2 separate regions of the Homo sapiens genome follow, and region 2 is linked to region 1. Evidence: chromatin loops called from intact Hi-C (ENCODE). Cell type or tissue: dorsolateral prefrontal cortex. All regions are shown on one strand.

Region 1 (8,000 bases):
ATTGCTGTGCTCCCTCTCACTGTGTAAAGCAAGGGCTTGCTACACCCCCATTTCAATCACTTTGAGCAGCAGACACCACGGTTTCTTTCTTTGATTTCTGCCTTGCAGAAACCATGCTATCTGGTTTAATCTTCTCAACAAAATTTTTGAGATTAGTAGTGTTTTTTCCATTGTAGAGATATGAAACAGAATTTAGAAAAGTAGGAGACTTGTCTAGAACCACAAATTCTGTAAAGAGCAGACACAGAATTTGAACCAACTGTATCTGTTAAGCCCGTGTTGTGCCTGCAGTGGCGAGATGCAGTACACATGATCTACCCTCCAGTGTCTAGCATCCTCCAGTAGTCACTGCTGACTCCTGACCCTTAGAGGGAGACTCCAGAGAAAGCACTTTGTACACAACAGACCCCCCAAGCATGCTGGCCTAAGGAGCTCTCTCAGGTGGCCTATGTCAAGTTCAAAAAAGGAGAAAAGCAAAGACAAGAAACAGTTGCTATGAAATATCTCCCTTTGGTTTCTAACGACATGTCTATTAGCAATCATCCTGGTAGTAATTGATCATAAAATCCAATTGTTGGCTGGCCCCATGCACCTCATATCATAATGACAACACTGGGAAAATGACCAACAGCGTACTTCTGCCAGCCCTGTAAATCCATTCTGTATTTCCAGAGTAAGAACATCCCATAAAAGGCGGGAACTGTAAAAGCTCATGAGGAAGAAATAAACATGTAACAATAGAACACAGATGGACAGTTGTGCTGGGAAGCAGCTGCACAGGGAAAGAAGAGAATTGAGCTCTCGGGTTGTTTTTGGAAGAGCCGAGTACACATCTTGAACTTCCACGCCTGTCTCCAACCCAGGTCTGAGATGGTGTCTTATGTTTCCCAGGGGTTTAAAAATGCAGTGAGAAAAGACTTGGCATATATCTTAGCAACCATGTGGGCTTGGGAACCAGGCAAAGTTGCAGCTCTGCACTTACCAGCTGATGCACCTTGCTCAAGTCACCACCCCTTCCTGTGTCTCAGTTTTCTGGTCTGTAAACTGGTTGTGATACTTCATTATGGTGAAACCTCATTAGGCAGTACTGTCGATGCTGCACAGATCTTTGTCACTGAAAAGTTGCATGTATCCTATAACTGTCACTTTACTTATGCCATGCAACAACCTAAAGAAAGGAAGAAAACGTCTAGCAGCAGAACCGCGACTTTCTAGTACCCAGAGCTGGCGCAGGGGAGGTCAGAGCCAGATGGGGGGCATGGCTCATCCTGGCCCCAGAATCCAGTCTTGGGGAAGCATGTAAACAGGGAGGCTGCAGAAAGACACTATCTGTGCAAGCGGGCAGTGTACCTGTGTCCACAGCACAGGCAGCACGTGAGAGCAGAGCCCCCCAAAAAGAGCGCTGCCCATGGAGGGCTGTGAGCAGATGGACTCTAATGACACCATCCCGTTTCCAAGGTTGAACCCTATGGGAGGACAGACTCTTGCAGCCCATAAAGATCAAGTCATCTGACCAATAAATAAATAAATAAATAAAAGGGAAAAAAAAAAAAACCAAGATGGAAACCTAGATCCACAACGGGAAAGTGACTTGTGCAGGGAACCTGTGGTGCCCAGTGTGGGTGGCAACTCTTCCCTCATCCATGCAGCTTGGCCCTACCTTGATCATCGTCCTTTTTAGCATGAATTTATCAATTGCCCAGTATTTTCAATGGACTATAGAGGGTACAGAGAAAAGAAAAGTGAGAAATGGCATCTATATTCAAAAGATGCTGCAGAGACAGCTCCCCACGCCCAGCCTGCCTTGAGAAAAAGAAGCCACAAGAAAACTCATGCTTACAGCACAGACTAGGTGTTGAAGGCAGGTGGTGCAGAAACTTAGGAGGAGCGGCACTGAAGACTAAGGAGGTCCAGAGACCATAGAAAAGTTATTGGGAGAAGGAAGGACTTGAGCCGGTATTTGAGGAACATTGTTAAGGTCTAGACTGACAGATTAAGGGAGGAAGATCACCTCGGACAAACAGCCGACAGGAGTCTCTGCCCCTTGGAAGCAGCTCTAGCAGGCTGTTGTGTAATGGAAATGCTGACTTTCACTTATACAGTACATTTCTATAAAATTATCAATACGAGAAGCTGTCTAAAAAGGAGTGAGGTATTTTTTCATCAGTGAAGAGGCTGGTTGCATGTGCTATTTCTTCCTAGAAAGCAGGAACTGGGTCCAGAATTGGTCTGGCTTCAGAAAACAAAAAAGCCGTTGCCAAGTCTAGGGTTTGTACAGCTCTCCAGTGGAGTTATGAAAAGCCCGGTTAGAACATAAAGAACGGTCTGTTCTGTGGGAGGCAATACAGCTTCACCGAGGGGAGAGGGAAAGTAAGCCTGTATCAGTCATATTTCCATCCCTGGGAGACCATTAGGAGAAATTCAATTAAAACCCATGACTTCTACCAAATCTCTATGGCCAGTTTGAAGAGACTAATTCTTAGAAAAAGCTGACTCCAGCATTATCTGTCTTTAGCTGAGCTGTTATGAAAAGAATATAAGAGTAACAAAAAAAATGGTATGTGCTTTTATTAAAACAAAACATAACAACAACATAATGCTGTTGCAGAAACTTGGAGATGCTGCAAATGTAGGTCTGTTCTGCTTGTTGGCTTTACCTCTCTCTCGTTCCTTCCTTCTTCCTCCTCATTCTTCATCTTTCTTCCTCATTCTAAGCAGAACATTTACAAAATTCAGGCTTTCTGTAGGGTGAAGAGCTGAGCTTCAGTTCTTCTCTGGGGCAGAATATTAGCAAGGACAGTGAGCTTAGTTTTGACTGATTCTGGCATCTTCACAAAGCAAAAACCAAAGTATTGACGTAAGAAAACTGGATTGGGAGTTGGGAAAGGTTATGACTTAATGATAAAGGAATTAAAGAGACACATTGGCATTATTTTTTTCTCCTGACACCTGCACAATGCCAAAAGATAAATCAGAACAGAAAACATTAAAATTGGAAAGGAACTTAGAGACCACCTAGTCAAGGGATGACAGATTCCACAGCCAGTACCATCTCTAAGGTATTGGCATTGATAATCGCTTCTCTCTGGAACTTTGTGTTGAGTAGGATTCTGAGGCTCAAGTTAAACTCACCAGGATTGACTCTTCTGATCAGAGAGCAATGCCTAGTCTTAGAGAACAGAAGAGGCAGGGTCCGCATCTGGTATTAGCATTCTTTATTTAGTTCAACAAAGTCACATGGAGACAATATGTTACATCCTGACTTTAAACATTAGTTCAGAGAAGAAAAGTTGCTGAGATCCCTGCTGCAGTTATCCACGACTACATAACAAACCACTACCAAACTTTGCGTCCTAACAACAGTGATTTATTATTTTGCACAGCCTTGTGGATAATGAGCTTAGGGTGCAGGTTGGGGAGACTGGTGGTTCTCACATGATAACTCAGAGCTCCCAAGAAAGCAAATGTGGAAGCATCTAGACCTCTTAAGGCCCTGTCTAGAATTGTCTGGGCAGCATTTTCATCACATTCCACTGGTAAAGGTGTTCTTACCTTGTATGTGCCTGCAGGGATGAGAGAATTTTGGCCATCTTTGCAGATAATCCACCACAGTCCCTCCATGCTGCCTTCATGCAGCAGGTAGGTGAGTACTCCACAGGCTTTGCCACCCAGAACAGGGAAGCCAAACTGTCAATCTCAAGTCCCTAATCTGTGACCTGCTTATAATTCTTACTCCACAGTTATCATGGTGAAGACCAACGAGATGATGAACATGTAGCACATATCTGTATCACGAGAATTCCACGAGAAGAGCTCAAACTTTTATCATTTCATTTATGCCTGTTAGCATGAAAAAAGAGGCTGAGAAGGGAAGATGGTGACAAGGAATTGCTAAGCAGCAGGTCACATGGGTCACCCAGCGTGGACCGGCCTGAACACAGCTTCCATGTCCCCACTCTTGCCAATGTTCTCATGTGGACACAGCTGGCTTTGTTACATCAGAATGAAGGCCTCCCTTATGATGGCTCAGTGTTTCCATAGAAATGTCCAAGGAACATGATTATAGAGTCAGTCCATTCATTAACACAGAGGGTTAGGGGTTGGGAAAATCATCTAATCCAACAGCCTTATTTTGAAAATGAAGTTTCCAAGCCCTAGACGTTCATGGAAGCTCATGAAAGGCTCCTAATCACAGTGCCCTTTCCGCGGTAACATGGGCTCCTTATTTAGTTCCATTCAGAAAACCTGAAGAGAGGCCTCCCTGGCCAACGGTAGTGGGGATTAGAAGCAGTCCGTTTCTGTTAATATTTATATTCTATTTTAATAAAGCCTGGCTTCTTACAATCAAGTGCAACCTAATTTGTCCAGAGCCGACACTCCCGAGTGTACAGAATCCCCATTTGATTTTGCTGTTTGGAACGTTATCCACTCAATGGTTTCTCTAAACAACAGTGAAAGTCCCCATCCACCATGAACCTGCAGAGCATAACTGGATATTTTCTGGCCAGTTGGCTCATTGCCTACAGCAGAAATCTTCAAGCAGAAGCTACTGAAACAAGGACACTAATTTGCTAAGCCAGGAAGTTTTTCAAAGTCCATGATCCAGAAACACCAAAAATAGAAAAACCAACACAAAAATAAACAAATAGAAAAGTGGCCCATGCCTGTAATCCCAGCACTTTGTGAAGCCAAGGTGGGTAGATCACCTGAGGTCAGGAGTTTGAGGCTAGCTTGGTCAACATGGTGAAACCCTGTCTCTACTAAAAATATTTAAAAAATTAGCCAGGCGTGGTGGCGGGTGCCTGTAATCCCAGATACTCAGGAGACTGAGGCAGGAGAATTTCTCAAACCCGGGAGGCAGAGGTTGCAATGAGCCCAGATGGTGCCACTGCACGCCAGCCTGGGCATCAAGAGCGAGACTCCATCTCAAAAAAAAAAAAAAAAAAAAAAAAAGCCAGAGATTTTCTTAGATAAGTATGTGGAAGGATCCCAACATCTAAATGTTTCTACATCATGAGATGAAAGGAAATTAATGATGATCTCTTTTTTTTTCTTTTTTTTTTTTTTTCCAGATGAAGTCTTGCTCTTGTTCCCCAGGCTGGAGTGCAATGCTGCCATCTCGGCTCACCACAACCTCCGCCTCCTGGGTTCAAGCAATTCTCCTACCTCAGCCTCCCGAGTAGCTGGGATTACAGGTGTCCGCCACCACGCCCAGCTAATTTTTGTATTTTTAGTAGAGACAGGGTTTCATCTTGTTGGCCAGGCTGGTCTCGAACTCCTGACCTCAGGTGATCTGCCCGCCTCGGCCTCCCAAAGTGCTAGGATTACAGGTGTGAGCCACCGTGCCCAGCTGATGATCTCTTTATAGTAATTTCTGACATACGTATATCTTCAGGGTTGACATACAGATTATGCTTTTCATTCACACAACTTTCAGGTTAAGTCTGACTGGTGTTACTACCCACACACCATAGAGGAGGAAAGGTAGGCTCAAAAAAACTGACTTGCCCAAAACAAGTTAGATGGTGGGACACAAGATAGAAAGTGGGGAAGTCAAGACTGAAGCACCCACCTCCTGGCTCCATCACAGCCATGTGTGCTGATATCTGGGCAGCTAAACGTAGAGTGCTGGAGCCCACATGGGGTGTATGGCTGGGGAATTTTAGCTTTACTCTCATTTCTAGCATCTATGTTGGAAAAGCATTTTGTGTTTTATGCTTTTATTGTATATTCAGCCAGTCAAGAGTCATAGTCTATTTCATTCAGGCTTATGCCACTCACTAATGTCAGTAGAAGCCTATTCGTTTCTTAGAAATTGTAGTGGAAGATGTAGAAAGTACACTTGTCAAATTTGGGCATGATTCATCTGTGAGAGGAACCTTGTGCATGCAAACTCAGTAACAGCGTTCACAAAAATCTGGACAGGCTTGAAAGACAGGCTGAAAATAACATTGCAGCAGGAGGAAATGTAATGGTATGAACCTGAATTCAGAAGGCAACTGCCTAAAGGTGGACTAAATAGGTTTAATAGAAATTGCTTTAAAAACAACCAGGAAGGATGGTTAGCATTAGTTAGCTTTGCAGTCTGCATGAGCTTATGGTATGAAGGGTGAGTCAGAAGGTTATAGCCCCTTAAGCCACAGTAAGAGAGTTTGGGTGTTCTGAATGAGGGGGACACATCTGCTTTCTCACTGTTGGATGCAGCAGCGCTTTTGACTCATTTGTGCAGAAGAAAGCCCTGGGAACTGAGCTGTATTTGAAGAATGAACGAAGGATCTGTTAACATTTAGCCCAAAGAAGAAAGGATACATTAGATAAGACTGAATGGATGTTTTCAGATCATGGAAACATTTCCAACCTAGACAGTCAACTGATGAAGGACTCGGGAGCCAGGTACTCAAGCAAGTGGAGGAGGCCCCCACGCTGGGCATATAAGTCGAGTAATTCAGGGTCCTGAGCTCACGGACAAGCTACAACGCCGCTCCCAACTCCTGACTCCAAAATCAGAACCCATGACTCTCTGAAAGAGATATCATGGAAGCAATTGAGAAGGTAATTGGTTTCAGAAAGTTTCAAAAAGCAAAGCACAACAACTAAACAGTGCTGATTGAAATTAGCTGAGCACATACACATGTTTCAACCCAGAAAAGCAATTCCACTTTAAGTACTTCATGTCAGTAAAGCACTACCTCTGATCTGGTAAAATAACACTCCTGATATCCCATGACTCCATGCGTGACTACATTTTGCATTCCTTGCACAGACAGATTTTCATACTGACTAGACAGGGATTATGAGCTGTGTGTCAACTCCTTGCCGTTGAATTGGTTTCTGCATTTCTGTGGAACATACTCTAAAATTCATGAGATTGGAGATGCTCTCTGTACAGGCTCATGTAGGCAGTGACAGACACCCTTAATTTGTAAGCATTAGCAGAATGAGATGCAGTTGCAGAAAGTGTAATTGGATCATCTTTGTATCTTATGTCAGCGTGTCTAAGTACTGCTAAAGAATGCACCACGTGCTCGGCGCCTCCGACAACACAGAGGGGTTGTTGTAGGCATGACAAATAATAGCAGAATCAGCTTCTTACTGTTATATTTGGAGTGTGGTGTGTGTGTATGTGTGTGTGTGAGAGAGAGAGGTAGAGCATGCACACTGGCTTTTCCAAGGCACTAGTCATTAAGTAGGAGAGCTTTAAGATCTGCGGAGAAGCATAATGGCTTTCAAACCTTTCTGACATTAAAATGTTCTATAATCACCTTCCATTAGTAAAACCAGAAAAAGCCTGGCTTTGGTATAAAGCACAAAATTCATTTGCCTTCCTCCCCCAGCCCTTCATGTCCTTGTGCCTAAAATATTCCAGGCTGTTGAGCTTTCAAGAGAAGAAATCAGTGTACTTTTTCTGTCCTAGAAAAAAAGGCCCAGGTTTTATGACTGACCGTGTTTGGAAGACAGATACATTTTTTACAATTAAGTTACATAATTAAGACTAAAGGAAAAGGAAACCAACCCCACCTTCCCAGCTCACTTTATATGTAAGAAAATTGGGTCCATTCTTTCTTGCTTATGCCAAAATGCACCTAGAATTCAAATTCAGTTCTGACCACCAGATGGTAAGGGAAAATTAAACAGGCTAGCATTTGAGAGACAGCTTATAGATCTGGAGACATTTAGCATGGATGAAAAAAACAGAAGCTAGAAACAATAGCAGTCTTCATGGACCTAGGAGATCACCCAATAGAGAAGAGGATGGGCTAGTTCTCTGTGGTTTTAAAGAACAGACGGAGAGCCAATAGATATTGTTTTCAGGAAAGCATATCCTCGCTAAACATCCTCTTGCTCAAAGTTCTTGAAAGTCTTTCCATTAAATAACACTGGTTCCCTGTTGCCAGCCCCAGGATATTCTCTCTGGAAAAAAAAAATAGTGATCAAACCGGTTTGGTATGGTTGCAAAACATATCTCCTTGCTTTAGAGATTACAACATGCATATTTAAAG
Region 2 (8,000 bases), 110 kb before region 1:
TGAGACCTTTCAATTTCAAAACTTACACCCTTGTTTCTGAGAGATGGTCTTAAAGTATTGCGCTGAAGATCTTCTCTTCTTTTTCTTTGATTTGTCTGTGAACCCTAGTATTTGGATGGTACATCTTATAGGCTGAGGCTTTAATTTTATTAACTTTTATATTCTCTAACTCTTGGTCTTTTGTTCAATTTTCTGGGAAATTTCCTAAAATTTGTCTTCCATTTCTCCTACTGAATTACTACATTTTTATTTCAAAGAGTTGTTCTTGATTCCTCTCTTAATGTCTCTGGTTTATGGAAATGAAGAGAAGCAGTCAGCTTGGGAGTGTTAACACCACTTCTCTCTTACTCAGAAGTTCTTTTACTGTTGATCTAGGAGTACCTCAGACCTGACTAATCTTCAAGGACTTATCTCCCACCATTTCTTGCATGAAACAAGGCAGAGTTTGAGGACTGGCAGATTACACAAATCCCCTTTCTAAAGTGTCTGCCTGCGGATTTACACATTCTGCTAAATCCTGCCCCAAAAGTCAGAATGAGTGGCAGACAGAACGGAGCTCACCTTGTGTTGTTGGACCTCAAGTTTGGACTGGAAGAGACACTTATCACAGATTGATCTAATTTCTTTAATGAGAGTCATGCCAAATATGTTAGCTAAATATATCTTATTTAAACTCCTTTGGCAAAGGGGACTAGATCAAGTGTGGGTTGTGGAATAAGGAATTAGATGCAAGGAATTAGTTCTAGATTGTATTAGCAAAGATTGGGATAAAAGGACATTTAATAGTAGAAAAAAAATCCTCCCCCCAAAAATGCTGTCCCTTAGCATCAGAGAGCAGCCAGTAGATTGATGGTTAGCCCAGGAAAAGAATGTTCAAATGTGCCCTCTCTTCCCTGAATTCCAAATCAATGCTCCTCAGACACTGTAGTTCTAGGCAGATAAGCAGACCTGGGTGGCCACAGAAAATAAATGAAACTTGACTCCTCAAGCCACTTAGCTTTACTCTTCAGATTGTTTGGCCTTTCCTTTTCTATCTTCTTCTTGATTTGGATCATTGTCAGGATCATTGTCATTCTGTATACTGTAGATGATGATGATGATAATTTGAGCACATACAATATACCAAGCACTCTGAGGTAAAGTATTTATAAAATTTCAGTTAATTCAGAAAATAACCTATTTGCAGTAGATAATATTACATCTGTTTTATAAGCTATAACCTGAAGTTCTAAGAGCTTAAATGATTTATTCATAGTCACTCATTACCTTATTTATTTTTATACTCTAAATTCTCTTTGTTTCCACTTCCAAATCCTCAGCTCTGTCTATAATTGAAAGATAACAAAACAGAAGATAAATGGGAAACAATGCATCCAGAATAGCTAAGAAATTAAAAAATAGATTTTTAAAAAATTACAATTTTCTATTTCTACACTTCAGAATCCATTTCACTGAGTCTGAACCTCATTTCATGTGCCTCTTGCTGGAGTAAAAAGCAGAGAATTGGCATTGTAGATTAGTCAAGATGATAGCTCCCTATAGACATGAAAGCCTCCTTTATTGGGAGAAATAAAAGGAAAACGACCCAAAATCACAACCCTAGAATTATAACCTTATTCAAAAGCTATAAAGCACTACCAGCTATCTGTTAAATTCATGCATACTTAAAAATTCAATAATGACCGTGTAGGGAATACTAACTTCAAAAAATCATCAGACTTGTGTATAATGAATAATTTTTCCTTTGAAAGGGAAAACTACATGGCACATTTTGCAGTAGATTAGAGATGTGTTTCTACCAAGATTTTCCAGAATATTCCTGATTTACAACAGCTTATTCTATTGCCAGAGCATAACACAAATTTTAGATAAAATATATACATATATGGTTACTATTAACTTTAAAAATTGAAGATCTTTTTATCTTAGAACACAAAACATCCCAATCAAGAGAAAGGGGTACATTATTACCTTCATTTTGGTGTAAAAGAGACAGGCAGAAGGAAGTTAAATTGCTCATTTAGGACGTTTGCAGGAGCAATAGAAAGTAGAAAGCCTTTCTACTGGCCTCTCAGTGTTTTATCCACCAGAGTACACCCTGCACACAAATAGAACATTGCTATAATGAAGTGAGATACTGATTTGGGGATGTGGAATTTAAAATATTGCCTTATCCTCACATTGAGCATAGAAATGATCAAAACCATACTTGTGAAAGCATCTTTGCCTCTGTTCTTCCATTTACTTCTTAGCCTCCAGGGTAACATAATCAGACACCAGAGTTAAAAGAATGAAGAAGACGTGGATAGAGGTCATCACTGAGCAAGTTTATAAAGCCCCTAAAACATGAGGCTACTTAAAGTCTGTTATTTTCATGTAACAAAATAATTTGATTGTAAAAGTGTAAATCATAGGATTGAAATTTGATATAAAATCAGATTGTTTTTATTCCTGTGTTAAAATATTAATAAGAGAGAAATTAATCCACATAAACCTAGAGCAGAAAAAGGTCAGAACACTCCTGGCTTTAACGGGGAAGAAACAGAGACCTGAAAACGTGCTCCTTAAGGTCACGGTACCACCCATTAGAGGAGAAGGGGAACTCATAAACAAAGGAAGGGCAGTGTGTTTTCTTTTTATTCTGGTTACCCTAGCCAACCCAAACCAGAATGAGGAGTGGATATATTCAGTACTCAAATGCAAACAAGAATCTACAAGTTAAAAATGCCTGAACTTATTATTTGAAAATGTTAATAGCTGATAAATGATGTCGTTATCTTTCATGTTGCATTTTGGAAAAATGAGCATTAGAGGGCAGGTAGTTAATCCTGCCTGTTTAAATATCTTGAACATATCTTTCTCTTTCTTATCATATAATTATTTGTTTTAAAGACTTATTTTTTTTTAAATTTCAAAGCCGCACACCTGCAAAATCTATGCTTAGAAACTTACCTTCAACAAGGGCCTGAAAAGGCTGTTGTGTTGGGGATGCACAAAACTAAAATTATTATACATTGTAGACAGGCATAAGAATATGAACGGCGCTCCATGGCACAGCATACGGTACTTCAAATCAGGACTGCATGAGGAAAATCCAGACCTACCATGGACAACATAAATTCCAAGTCTCTTCAATCTTTGTATTCCTTACCTGTACTGAAATTCAAAACAGAGGCTGTTCCTATGCCTCTGTCTCAGAGCTAAGTATGCCATGTCAGAATTACTGGTAATTGGAACCACAGGCTTTCTGAGCACAAGACAGAAGGATATAGAAACATGCAAATCGCCTCTGTAATTCTTCAGCTCCAATTTCATCCCTGCCAGAGAAAATGTATGGTTGCACCAGCACTGTTTTTCCTAGAGGTTGTGTGATTAAATATTCAATGGTATTTGCCCAAGCCTGCTGCCATTTTCCTCCATAACAAAAACGTATAGGCTGTCTTCTTTACTTTCCTCCCTTCCTTTCTTATTTTTCTCCCTTTCTTTCTTTCTTTCTTTTTCTTTCTTTCTTTTCTTTCTTCTTTCTCTCTTTCTTTTTCTTCTCTCTCTCCTTTTTTTCTCTCTCTCTTTCTTTCTTTTCCCTCCCTTCCTTCCTTCTTTCCTTTCTTCTTCCTTTCCTTTCCTTTTTTTTTCCTTTCTTCCCTTTTTCTTTTTAAGCAGATGATGCTTTATATTCAAGCAAGGGTCTGAAACTCTAGGATTCCATACCAGGGAGCACAGGACCCACACGGCTCCGGCACAAAATCATAAACAGTATTCTATCTGAGAGACAGACAGAAAGAGTAGCCAATGAAGACTTTGGGGGTCACAGAAACACACCATCTAACGAGGCTGTCTCTAAAGCACAGCACACTAAGCCAACTCAGACTGCTTCAGGCCGATTTCGGGTAAAGGTCCAAGTTCTTCCCTCCCACTGCCCCACAGGCAGCTGCTGAAACAAACAGTCCTACATCTCTGGGCTCCTTGAATGAGGCGATTGTATTTCAGCCCATTGTTTTGTGTGGACACTTATTAACCCGGCTGAATTTACAGCAGGGGATTGCACTCAATATCTATTGATTAGCAGTCAGTAGTGCAGTAATCCTCCTGCTCTGATCAATGCAGGCAGCAGAGCAGGCCTCCCAACCCGCCAGTGCCCTTTTCCCGGCCATTGATATGCGTGTCGGGATGTGAGAGACGCTGCAGGGAAGGTGAGCTGCCCTGTTAAGTGTTCCCAGTTATTGGAAATTCCTGGTAAGGGGTCGCTGCTTTCTTGATAACCCTCTGCCGATTCTGAGCAAGGTTCAGCAACTTTTAACAAATAACAGCATTGTAGGAGACAAAAGTGAAATACTCTGGCCGTCGTTCCTGAATTACAAATCATAATAACCCTCTGGCCAGGTAGAAATTGACACAGCCCACTTCTCAGTTGTTAAATCTTTCCAGTATCTGTGACAAAATGAAACATTCCACAAATGTGGTTTCATTGCTGAACTAGATTCCATACATTGCTATTTTTATTATTAAAGGGGTTGCCTTTGGTTTGTGTTGTGCAAGCATTTTTCATTAATAAAACATAAGTGATATGTAATGATTTCCTGTACTTTTTTTATATTGATCTATTTTTTCTTTTACTAGTCCCTAAAACAATTAAGTTTATTGATATATTTAAGAAACCAATCTGGGAACTCTTGATATTTTAAAAAATATATTAAACAAAAGTCTTCCAAATAAAGTCAGTCTTTGTAAAATTGTGGAGCTAAAATATATTAAAATAAAACAAAATATAGCAGTGGAATATCTCTGTGTAACTGTTGAAGATCCATTATTGATGCAGTCTGGTTTCTTGGAGGTAAGATTAGCATTTCCACACATTTACAAAGTCCACCAATCACTTTCCTATATAAAAGGGTCCATCTCCTCTCCATACATAGGTGCACTTAGACTGGAAGATTTAGAAGGAGAAAATGCGTGATCTTGACTCTTGTAATTGGGATCCTACGGCGCTCTCTTCAGAGGGTCCGCAGCTGCACCTGCCGCAGAGGAGAATGGTCTGAGTCATTGCCTCCCCCACTGCACTCGGAAGCTTCTCCCTCCCTCACCCCACCATGGTGCACACACTCCCTTTTATGATGGGTGAGCTTCTGAAATCACACGTTCCATACATTTCTTTCAAAATCTTGGCTACATAAAATGCATTTAACTGAGTACCGATATACACCCTAACCCCACACACATACACACAAACTATACACACATCTACCACACTTACGGGCACATACACACACCACATACACACACATACAGAATTCCTTGCCAGAGAAAGAATGTCATTAAAACATTTTTAACACATAAAGGGAAATTATTAAAACACATTAAAATAATATAAGCTTTGTTTCCATATATTTGGCACATAGATGTAAAATTTTAGTGTGTGTGTACATATTCTTTTAATGGTATAATCAGATATAGTTATAATTAAAATGGAAGCTCAGCTCACAGAGGCACTGTGTGTACTTTCTACAAGGGTGTAGGAGTCTTGGGTCTTTTCAGTAAATTAGGAGAGTATATGCACTCCAAAATTAAAATGGAACTCAAAAAGGCGGATTTGTTTATTTCTATTTAAAAGTACACGTTCTGTGGCTGGCAAGATGGCTGAATAGGAACAGCTCCAGTCTGCAGCTCCCAGCGAGATCAACACAGAAAACTGGTGACTTCTGCGTTTCCAGTCGAGGTAACTGGCTCATCTCATTGGGACTGGTTAGACAGTGGGTGCAGCCCACAGAGGGCAAGCCAAAACAGGGTGGGGTGTCACCTCACCCCAGAAGCACAAGGGGTCGGGGAACTCTCTCCCCTAGCCAAGGGAAGTCCTGAGGGACTGTGCCATAAGGAATAGTGCATTCTGGCCCAGATACTACACTTTTCCCGTGGTCTTCACAACCCACAGATCAGACCAGGAGGTTCCCTCGGGTGCCTACGCCACCAGGGCCCTGGGTTTCAAGCACAAAACTGGGCAGCTGTTTGGGCAGACACCAAGCTAGCTGCAGAAGTTTTTTTTCATACCCCAGTGGTGCCTGGAACGCTGGTGAGACAGAACCGTTCACTCCCCTGGAAAGGGGGCTGAAGCCAGGGAGCCAAGTGGTCTAGCTCAGCAGATCCCACCCCCACGGAGCCCAGCAAGCTAAGATCCACTGGCTTGAAATTCTTGCTGCCAGCACAGCAGTCTGAAGACAACTTGGGATGCTCGAGCTTGGTTGGGGGAGAAGTGTCCACCATTACCCATTACCAAGGCTTGAGTATGCGGTTTTCCCCTCACAGTGTAAACAAAGCCACTGGGAAGTTCAAACTGGGCGTACCCCACCACAGCTTGGCAAAGCTGCTGTAGCCAGTCTTCGTCTTTAGATTCCTCCTCTCTGGGCAGGACGGACATCTCTGAAAGAAAGCCAGCAGCCCCAGTCAGGGGCTTACAGATAAAACGCCCATCTCCCTGGGACAGAACACCTTGGGGAAGGGGCGGCTGTGGGTGCAGCTTCAGCAGACTTAAACATTCCTTCCTGCCAGCTCTGAAGAGAGCAGTGGATCTCCCAGCACAGCAGTCAAGCTCTGCTAAGGGCAGACTGCCTCCTTAAGTGGGTCCCTGACCCCCGTGCCTCCTGACTGGGAGACACCTTCCAGCAGGGGTCAACAGACACCTCATACAGGAGAGCTCTGGCTGGCATCTGGCGGGTGCCCCTGAGACGAAGCTTCCAGAGGAAGGAACAGGCAGCAATATTTGCTGTTCTGCAGCCTCTGCTGGTGATACCCAGGCAAACAGAGTCTGGAGTGGACTTCCACCAAACTCCAGCAGACCTGCAGCAGAGGGGCTTGACTATTCGAAGGAAAACTAACAAACAGAAAGGAATAGCATCAACATCAACAAAATAAATCAACAAGGAAAAGACAAATAACATTATTAAAAAATGGGCAAATGGCATGAACAGCAACTTCTCAAAAGATGACATTTAAGTGGCCAGTAAACATATAAAAAATATTCATCATCATGAATCATCAGAGCAAAGCAAATCAAAACCACAATGAGACAGCATCTTACATCGGTCAGATGGCTATTCTTAAAAAGTCAAAAAACAACAGGTGCTGGCAAAGCTGTGGAGAAAAGAGAATGCTTATACACTGTTGGTGGGAATGTAAATTAGTTCAGCCACTGTGAAAAGCAGTTTGGAGATTTCCCAAATAACTTAAAACAGAGCTACCATCCGACCCAGCAATACCACTACTGGGTATTATACCCAAAGGAAAATAGATCATTATATCAAAAAGACAAATGCATTCATATTCAGCACCTCATTATTCACAATAGCAAAGACCTGGACTTAACTTAGGTGCACATTAATGGTGGATTAGGTAAAGAAAATATAGTACATATATACTACGAAATACTAAACAGCCATACATAAGAATGAAATCTTATCCTTTGCAGCAACATGGAGCTGGAGGCCAACCCTAAGTGAATTAATGCAGGAATAGAAAACCAAATACCACTCTGTTCTCACTTATAAGTGGTAGCTAAACATTGAGCACACATGGATGTAAACATGGGAACAACAGACACTGCAGACTATTAGAGGGTGGAGCAAGGGAGCAGGGCATGCATGGAAAGTAACAATCCACACATGTTCCCATTGTATCTAAAATAAAATATGAATTAAAAAAACAAGTTACAAAATGTGCTAATTTAAATTTTACATGTGTTATAAAACTCAACAATAAGCAGAGCAATTATTTAGAACTTAGACCAATCAAATAGTATTTTTCAGAAAGGTGTATGTTATCCCTGATGTTGTTTAGAATTGCCAGCATATGTTGATAGTGAAAAGAAGACTGACGTTTTATTCCTGATTTAAGTATTCTGTAAACAAGGCTGGTATTGCCCTAATGCCTGCTGTCACTGCCCAGAGTTGGCATGCTACTCCAACCAAGAGAGGATGAATCACAAAATAGTATTATTGAATGCTGAGCAGACT

What was found. Peaks named below come from ENCODE experiments on the same cell type or tissue, not always from the same donor. Only the 100,000 strongest peaks of a DNase experiment are listed, where the experiment ranks them.
Region 2: a loop joins it to region 1, with 4 times the contacts of the local background. A loop is called at or near these places in 3 of 110 quality-filtered maps.

Annotation. Positions count from the first base shown.
Region 1 is chr2:6,646,554-6,654,553 of GRCh38, forward strand. It overlaps LINC03156 (long intergenic non-protein coding RNA 3156), which reads right to left and starts at 3,966. Exons shown (of 2, transcript NR_110497.1): 1 at 3,553-3,966; 2 at 2,554-2,828. MIR7515 (microRNA 7515) reads left to right here and starts at 3,820; the gene lies at 3,820-3,886. In dorsolateral prefrontal cortex, no CTCF peak of the experiment used is centred here; a DNase peak (open chromatin) is centred at 3,928; H3K27me3 peaks cover 2,155 bases.
Region 2 is chr2:6,531,747-6,539,746 of GRCh38, forward strand. No RefSeq gene overlaps it. Among named protein-coding and RNA genes, the nearest start is that of LINC01824, 40 kb to the left of the region's middle. RefSeq lists an enhancer at 6,084-7,283. In dorsolateral prefrontal cortex, no CTCF peak of the experiment used is centred here; a DNase peak (open chromatin) is centred at 3,923; H3K4me3 peaks cover 819 bases.